Linked DNA regions of Homo sapiens: all the other regions are linked to region 1. The links are chromatin contacts, found by Hi-C or POLR2A ChIA-PET in ENCODE. All regions are on one chromosome and are shown on one strand. The core of a region is the stretch at or near the end of the contact, and the rest is flanking DNA. Distances in the headings are between cores, read along the strand shown.

Evidence for each region. A loop is a pair of places that touch in the nucleus more often than their neighbours do. ChIA-PET counts read pairs that join two places held with the same protein, here RNA polymerase II (POLR2A). Pooled maps may share reads with other maps.
Region 2: a map of ascending aorta shows a loop between it and region 1 (12-fold over the local background). The contact joins two enhancer-like sites. A Hi-C loop is called at or near these places in 1 of 168 maps with a recorded cell type or tissue (ascending aorta) and 5 of 50 pooled maps. POLR2A ChIA-PET finds 5 or more read pairs at or near these places in 1 of 52 experiments (CD8-positive, alpha-beta T cell).
Region 3: a loop to region 1 is called in a map of sigmoid colon, with 6 times the contacts of the local background. The contact joins the promoter of TILRLS here to the enhancer-like site in region 1. A Hi-C loop is called at or near these places in 2 of 168 maps with a recorded cell type or tissue (esophagus muscularis mucosa and sigmoid colon) and 10 of 50 pooled maps. POLR2A ChIA-PET finds 5 or more read pairs at or near these places in 1 of 52 experiments (Panc1).

Annotation. Positions count from the first base shown.
Region 1 is chr5:67,692,961-67,695,660 of GRCh38, reverse strand. No RefSeq gene overlaps it. Among named protein-coding and RNA genes, the nearest start is that of LINC02242, 48 kb to the right of the region's middle. Within about 2 kb of position 1,265, at least 14 of the 41 ENCODE cell types and tissues checked have a DNase peak (open chromatin) inside an H3K27ac peak, as active enhancers do; they include ascending aorta, where a contact is called at or near this core.
Region 2 is chr5:67,300,080-67,302,779 of GRCh38, reverse strand. No RefSeq gene overlaps it. Among named protein-coding and RNA genes, the nearest start is that of TILRLS, 33 kb to the right of the region's middle. Within about 2 kb of position 1,344, at least 18 of the 41 ENCODE cell types and tissues checked have a DNase peak (open chromatin) inside an H3K27ac peak, as active enhancers do; they include ascending aorta, where a contact is called at or near this core.
Region 3 is chr5:67,266,762-67,269,760 of GRCh38, reverse strand. TILRLS (TCL1A interacting lncRNA, retroperitoneal liposarcoma associated) reads right to left here and starts at 1,739. Exons shown (of 3, transcript NR_186086.1): 1 at 1,588-1,739; 2 at 225-468.

The sequences.
Region 1 (2,700 bases), core at 16-2,515:
CACACACAGAGAAATGTCATATGAAGAGAGAGGGCAGAGATGTAAAAGCCGAGGAACATTAAATATTGCCAGCAAACTGCCAGGAGAGAGGTTTGGAACAGATTTTCCTGCACAGCCCTCAGCAGGAACCAATCCCACTGACATCTTGATTTTGGGTTTCCAGTCTCCAGAACTGTGACACAATAAGTCTCTGTTGTTTAAGCCACCCAGTTTGTGGTTCTTATACTAGCCCTAGCAAACTAATACAAAGCCTGAGCAGACACAAATTATATTAGCCACAATAATTTAGCAATATTTTCAGTTTTGCATTAATGAAAGTACAGCCCAATTTGTCCACCCTTTGGAATTTTGCCAGCATAAACCCTCATCCCATCAAAATCATCACAAATTAGGAAGAGAAAACAAAGGGTGGGGGCAAAAGGGGTGTAAACACATGCTCATTTTTCTGAAGAGGCCGAAGGAGTGCTTCTTCATGTAGGCATATTTCCAAAGAGGCTGAAGAAAAAAATATGTATTCAAAAAGAACATTTACTCCTGTTGTTAAGTCAATGCCTCACAACATCACTACAGTATCAGACACGAAAATTAGGCCAGAATTATGCAGTTGAGTCTAATGCTGTCTGTTCAGGCTTCAGTGATAGACAAAAAGAAATAGTTGCATTTTGTATGGTAATTGGCTGGAGATGTGCAGTACGCATTTACAAACCATGTCAGGACATTTTTGCATATCAGAAAACAATCTAACACATTTCATGAGACACTTGTGCAGTCCATGAATTTTAATTATCTATGAAGCCTTGGACAAAGAGTACAATACGAAACACTTCAATAATAGCAATAATAAATAATCTTTATCTTGCCATTGTTGGTGTCAATCACAAAATTTCATCTTTATTAATATTACATCATTATTTTATGAGAATAATTACTACTTTGTAGTATGAGTAAAATATGTGCTTATGGAAATATGAGACAAGGGCTGTATATTTCTTCTATTCAGCTGACACAGTGGAATCCAATAAAATAGAGAATGGAATGAGACTGAGTATGAAAGAGAAACACCAATTTCTTGTTTGTTCTTTTCAAAGTTGTACAAAACCCAAAGGACAAACCAGCTCAAACAACAATCTCTCCAAACTTGATCTGGTAGTTTGCCTTCAAGGAACATGTACTGAATGAGACACTAGGTTCCACACAGCTGGCCAAGGACTTTGGAAATCATTGCTCCTATTTTTAACCCCACATTCTTGAGCTGCCCACCCCCACCCTACCCAATCACACAGCTCAAGATTCCTTCTGAGCAATTCGGACTGGACAGAGCAGCACGTGGTATCCACGCAGCCAGACCCTAGCCAGCCTCACTTCCAAAACCTGTCAGTTAAAACTAATTTAGGGGTGAATCACGGGACCTCTGCTCACCACCCAATCTGTTTAGGAACATTGCTCTGTCCTTTTAACAGCCAGAGCTGCAGGCAACATGTACTCTGTTATGAGAGGGTAAGGAGTGTTCAGCTCACTTAGAATCTGATTGGCAGAGCAGCCTTAATACTTTATAATAGTTCTTAGAAATGTTTACGGAACGCAGTGTTTTGCACTGCAGTATAAAGCACACTATGTGCAGCCATACCCTAACCAGTTGTAGATCTGCTTGGGCAGAGGAATCTGTTTTCCCAAGAAGGGCAGTCTCTCTCTTTACTCCAAGAACTATAGAAGAGGCATTGAATTTAAATTGAAACAAGAGAGACTTAAATCAGATTTAAAGAGTTTAGGCCACTAAACTATAAATTTTTTGAAAATTTTTTATTTATTTTAATTTAAACTCTGAGATACACGGGCAGAACGTACAGGTTTGTTACATAGGTATACATATGCCCTGGTGGTTTGCTGCACCTATGAACCCATCATCTAGGTTTTAAGCCCCACCTGGATTAGGTATTTGTCCTAATGCTCTCCCTCCCCTAGCCCCCCAACCCCCGACAGGACCCAGTGTGTGATGTTCCCCTCCCTGTGACCATGTGTTCTCACTGTTCATCTTCCACTTATGAGTGAGAACATGCAGTGTTTGGATTTCAGAGTCTCTTTGTGGAGTTTTAAACAGTGACAAAGAGATGTATCTTTCACCCATTTTGGAATACCTAAATTAGTGCATTTGAGAAGACAAAGAAAAAATATAAGACTAAATGGTAGTGTTTTGTAGTTTTATGACTCTATGTTCTTTTCTGTTGTTATGAAATTGCTGTTGCTCTTTGGAGGAAGAAATCAGTTTTTCTAACTCTTGATGAATAAATGCTTCACATCTCACCCACGCGCACTCTTCCTTTAGGTGGTTTTGCTGTTAATTCGCTTTAACTACCTCTTTCTTCTCTGTGTTTGGTCTTCTAAAACTGGTTCTGCATAATAAATCCTAATAGTCCTGTTGTGGATGAAGAACTAAATTTAAAAATGTAACTTCTCACCAAGATGTCCCTGAAAGTTAACAAGGAAACCTCTGCTCCTCCCAAAGTCAAGATAAAGCAAAGTCTTTGAAGGCCAAAAAGGCAGTGCAGAAAAGTATCCACAACCATACTCAAAAGATCCTCACACTACTCCACTTCTGGTGGCCCAAGACTCTGCAGCTTTTAAGGCAGCAAAATGTCCTTAGAAAAGTACCACCAGGAGAAGCAAGCTTGATCACTCTGCCATCATGTTCCACTTGAATCA
Region 2 (2,700 bases), core at 95-2,594, 390 kb after region 1:
AACACAAACTAACAATTTTATTATAACCAGGAGCCAGAAAATAAACATTTATTTAAAATGTTTACTTTTCAGTTTCTCCCAGAACACTGACTCCTGGATGTCATTGAACCACTGCTTGTTGTATGTTTCATGTCCAGATATCTTTTCTTATATATGTTACATAGGCAGTGGATAACGTGGTCAGGTAGATTGGAGTTCAAACCCTATCTCTACTTCTGCCCACTATATAACCCTGAGCCTCAATTTTCTCACCTGTGAAATGGGGATAAAAATGCCAACATCATAAAACTCTTGTGGTGATGAAGTAAGGTATCATTTGGAAGCCCCAGGGATAGAAAGCCTAGGCCATATTCTTCAGGTACTTCATACACAGAGATTATTAGTCATTCAAGATGGGGTATCAGTGCCAAGTGCTGGCAGCATTAAACTGCAAACAGCACCTAGGTTTTTATACCACATCCCAATTCTAGCTGTGTGATCCTAGGCAAATTACTTACCCTCTCTGTAACTATAGGCTTTTTGGCACCTGTAAAAAAGGAAATTTAGTTGCCATCTTGTTTCTCCTGTGGGCATTCTGCAACTAAATAGGAAAGAAGATTAAATTCTTTCAGCTCCTTAAAAAGGAGTGTTCTATCAATTCAAACCTATGATTATATAATCTGGCAATATCAGCAAGTAAGCTAAATAGACTATGTGATGTAAACTTGTTTTTCGAGGGAAAAGATTAGTCCACCAAGAAGGGATTATCTACAAATAATAACCAGCACAATTTTAAATGCGAGGTTGAGTTTTTGGTCTTTCGTTTTTTAGTTTGTTTTGTTTTGTTTTAGCTGATTTTTAACCAGAAGAGCCTGAACATGAAAGTTTTAACTTGCAATCTGGTTGCTAAATATTTAGAAATGTTATATAGCAACTTGAGGATTAAACATCGATACATCATCCAGGGGATAGCCGAGGTCATTATTTTAACCCAGGGTTGAGTTAGCATAATGTCCTTTCTCCCCCAACTAATTGCACATCAGGCACCTGAGCCAGTTAGCATGTGACCCAACAGCCCCCAGAATCTGGAACTGTCCAGAAGCAACGCTGCTGCTGAAAGGCAAGTTAGGAGAGTTGATGCCATCCATCAGGAAATTGAGTATTTCACATAATGTGCTTTTCCAGCTTAAAGAACTTTGTGAACGACATCTTTCTCACTCTGTTAATGACAGGAAATGAATCATTCCTTGCTTCAGTTGGCCAGCGAAGCTACATTTTTCTAATCTTAGGGAGTTACCCTGCAGCAGGATTTCTCTCTCCTGAGGGCGGCCCTGGAAAGGCCTCCAACACTCAGAATTTCTCAACAGACCTCGACCATATAGGGAAGGCCTGTGCAACCCAGCATGTGAGAAACTCATGACCACTGGGCTGGGAATTCTAACACGTGGTGTCTCTTCCCCTTCAAGCTCCACAGAACAGTAAATCATGAGAGGATTATTTTTGTTTTCTATTTTTATTTTTTGGCTTAAACAACAGAAATATATTGTCTCCCTGTTCTAGAGGCTAGGATCCTGAGATCAAGGTGTCAGAAAGTTGGTTCCTTCTGAAGGCTGTGAGGAGAAATCTGTTCCATGCCTCACTCCCAGCTGCCGGTGGTTTGCTCTCAATCTTTGACATTTCTTGGCTTACACAAGCATCACCCATATCCCTGCCTTGGTTTTTACATGGCATTCTACCTGTGTTCATCAGAGGGGTTTTTTTTGTGTGTATGTTTTGTATGTTCTCTGTCCTTCTACCTCCCCAGGTGGAACAATTGAGATTTAAATATTACAGAAAGAATGAGACTTAAATATCCCAAAATCAACCCATGACATGGAGTAAAAATGAAAACTTGTCAGTGTAGAATCTAACAAACAATATCACATCACCAAGTGGGCTTGAATGAGTTTCTATCTATGCATTTTGTAAGCTATCCCATCCTTACACCCCCACCTACCCCCAAAAATGCACTCTTCCCCCTGGAAAGCTTGAGCAGATATTAAGTGTTTATGGAGAAAAATAATTGAGGGAGCAATTAAAAGAAGGGAAGAAAACATTGGTCAGTGCCTGAATATGCTGATCTCTCTTCTAAGTATTCCATGGGGTTTATCTCACTTAATTTGAACAAATCAGACCTTGGGCTGCCCAGCCCTACACATTTACGACTTTTTCCATCCCTGTGCCTTCTAATTCTCAGAATCAGCCCTCATGTAGTCTTACTGATTTTAAACAGAGACACTTGATTAGAGGCAAAAATGCAAACCCACAAAACAAGAAAGTCTGTACACCATGAAAGGAGAATTCTTCAACCACTGGCCCAGGAGTGCAGGGCTTTGGCTATCTGCAGAGGCAATTTGTTCCCAAGCCGCTGCTTAGCACATATTTTCATACCCAAAATTGTATCCTAAGTGGGTAGTGTGGAGAGGAAACAAGTAGATACAAAGGGTGGGCCTTCTAGATAAGGAGAGAGCACACAAACATGCAGAATGATCCCAAAACAAATGCAAAGAAACAGCAAAGTGACTTCAATAGCAGAACAAGGAAAAACTGTGAGCTAATGACATACAAAGAGAGGGAGAGGGAGGCAAAGAGAGGGAGGGATGGTAGGAGGGAAAGGGAAGAAAATATGAAAGAACGAAAAATAAGATCTATATGGCAGTCTATGCTATATTTAAAGTGACA
Region 3 (2,999 bases), core at 490-2,989, 430 kb after region 1:
ACACTAGACCCACCATGGGTGGCAATAAGGAACAGTTTTCCCTAACCCAGCTAGCTCACTGCCTCCCAGGTAGGCCTGCATGCTTAGGGCATAGGTCCCATGTAGGTGGGGGCCTCTCACCTATAACTGTTCCTCCCCAAGGCTCCTGAGCTCATAGGCCCATTCAATTCTCTGCTCCCTTCTATAGTGCACCCTCTTTTCCTTGCCAAGATTTTGACACTTGCCTCCATTCCATGTCCCCTAGGATAGAGCTGGAGAGCGTTTAGGGTCCATATGGATGAATGGCAGGATGAAGGTCAAGCATCTATTTACACAGCAATCAAGCCATTTCCCTGGTGAGAGTGCACGCCTTAGTAAAAATCATCTGCTCCATTATGCTAAAAGGGTCTCTGGCTCTTTTCTCCCCTCCTTTGAGTTACATTATAAAAAGATCTTCTTCTGGCCTCTTAGCTTGATGGGTAGCATGCCCTAGGGAAGGGGAAGGCAAGGAACTCATTCTGTACATCAATACTTCCCATTTTACAGAAGCCTGCCTTGTTTGTTCCAAGAAACTGAATGTCCATGGAAAAAAGTTCCCCCTATAAGCAGACCTCACCTTCTCTCAGGTATAGCAGGCAAACTCTCCATGCAAACTCGTGTTTCCATCTTTAGGGCTCTGCTCTGACCTCCTTATGGCTAAATCTCCCTTTGCAGCTTGTAGACTGGCACCAATCCAATGGAGAAAACTTGGTCCTTTTTTTCCCCTCCATGAGCCCAATAAGCTTCTTTAATGATTCTAGTGGTGCTTCGGTCAATGATTCTAGTGGTGCTTGAGAGAGCCAAGAACAGGCTCTGGGGTGAAACAGACAGCTGGCATCTGTGAGCCAAGAAGGGCTGTGCAGCAGTTCTCTAATGGATTTGTTGAAGAGAGGATATAAAATACGGGGCAAAGTCCGAGAAGGCAGAGAGGGAGAGCTGGGAAAAGACAGCAGATGTTGTAAAGATACTCTTTCAAGTTTCCTGTGCACTAGGAATCTGCAGATGTACGTTGGCAGGGCTACAGTCAGAGTGCAGCGGGAGGCTGGGGTTTACACATCTGGAAATCATTTGGTAGAGGGCAGAGTTCAAATGCTTTCTGCTTCAGCTGCCTCAGACAAACCTCGCCGTGCAGGCCGGGGCTGCGTGAGGGGCTGGCCGTTCACAAAGAAGTCCCTCTGGCCCCACTCTTGTGGAAGCCCTACCTAAGCTGGTGGGTTTTCCTCTGTGTTGGTTCAGTCACATGGAAAAGTTGAAAGCATTATAAAAAGAGAGAACAGGACTGGGGAAGGAGGGAAGCAAAGAAGAGAATGCATCACAACTGAGAGAAGCCTGGCTGGAAATCAAGAAACAAAATGTACTTGGACCAAATCCAGTGCATGAGTTCACTTGAGAGCAAAGAACACCATTCAGGAGAGGGGAAAAAAAAAAAAAAAAAGCCTTTTCTGTGCATAGTAACACCCAGGGATCATGCTCACACCACATTTACTTTTCTCAGAAATCCCTGTACATTTTGCCTTCATTTATTTCAAGAATGCGGAGGGCTCTCTTGATCCCGAGGGAATTACTTACTTCCTTTTGAAGGATTTATGGGGTTCTGCTGAGAGAAAGAGCAGGTCTCCCAGGGCCAGGTCATCACCCCACTGACCTACAGCCTCCTGCTGTCAAATTGAGACGTGGTCCTCCCTCCCAGAAGGGAGCCAGGTCAAGCCAGGGGCTTTGCTCCCCTCAGAGGAGAAGCACATCCTCAGGGTGAAATTGGGTCCTGGTTCAAAGTTCCTGCCGTGCTCAACTGTGCAGATGATATGGCTTGCAGCTGCTCACAGGCTTAGCGTGGGGGCCATGTACTCATGTTTGGCAAAGTGACCTTTTGAGGGGTGGTAATGAGTGAAAGGTGCGGGGCATACCCACGTTGGTTAATCTGATCCAGGACCTCAGAAGGATCAGAGTCCACCTAAAAGGATGAGTAACAAAATACAACAAAAAATATAGTAAATGCCAAATATGAGATAAAACAAGTTTAGACAGAGCTCCTCATAATCCTCATGCCCATAGCCTGCTTATCTTTCCATATCCTCTAACTTGAGGCATGTGTCTGCTATCCCCACAGTTGCCCAAGCCAGAAAAGACCAGGTCTCCCCCTTTATCACCATGCATATCCAACTTGGCCACTGGGCCCTGTTGATGATACACCCTTAGCATCTCTTGAATGTTTTGCCTCCACCCCAATGCCACCACCCTCAATAGCTCTGGCCTGACCACCGCAGCTGCCTGTCAGTTTGTCTCCCTGATGCCAATCTTGTCCATTCTCTGAGTTATCTTTCTAAACCTAAATCTGAGCGTGCCTCTACCCTAAATGGTCCAATAGCTCTCCATGGCTTTCAGGATAAAACTCAGCCTCCTGAGCATGACATGCAACATCTTCATGATCTGGTTTTTTGTCCACCTTCCAAACCTCATCTTCAGGGATATGCTGGTAAATGTTTAACAAGCATACCTGCAGACATACCACTGCGTTATCTTATACGACTCACACTCCCCCTCAAGTGACAATGAATTTCTTTCAAATTCCTGGTCATTCCATAATTTCTCCCTCATCCGGGCCTTTGCACATATTTCTCTCTCAGCCCAAAATGACCTTCGTCCTGGCTCCCCCACATCTAGTCATCCTTCAAGTTCAAGCTTATGCAAGCATAGTGAACACCAGTGGCTACCAATATGCTACTACATAATTGTGTGCTGGTGGGGCCTGCTGCACTAGGTGATTCTTGAGAACAAAGACCATGCTTTATCCTTGTGTCCATACTGCCTTACACCCTTCCTGGAACATAGTAGATTTTCAGTAACATCTGAATTAAAGAATAAAAACAGTGCTTTATTTATTTATTTATTTATTTATTTATTTATTTATTTTGAGACAGGATCGCACTCTGTCGCCCAGGCTGGAGTGCAGTGGTGTGATCATGTCACACTGCAACCTCAAC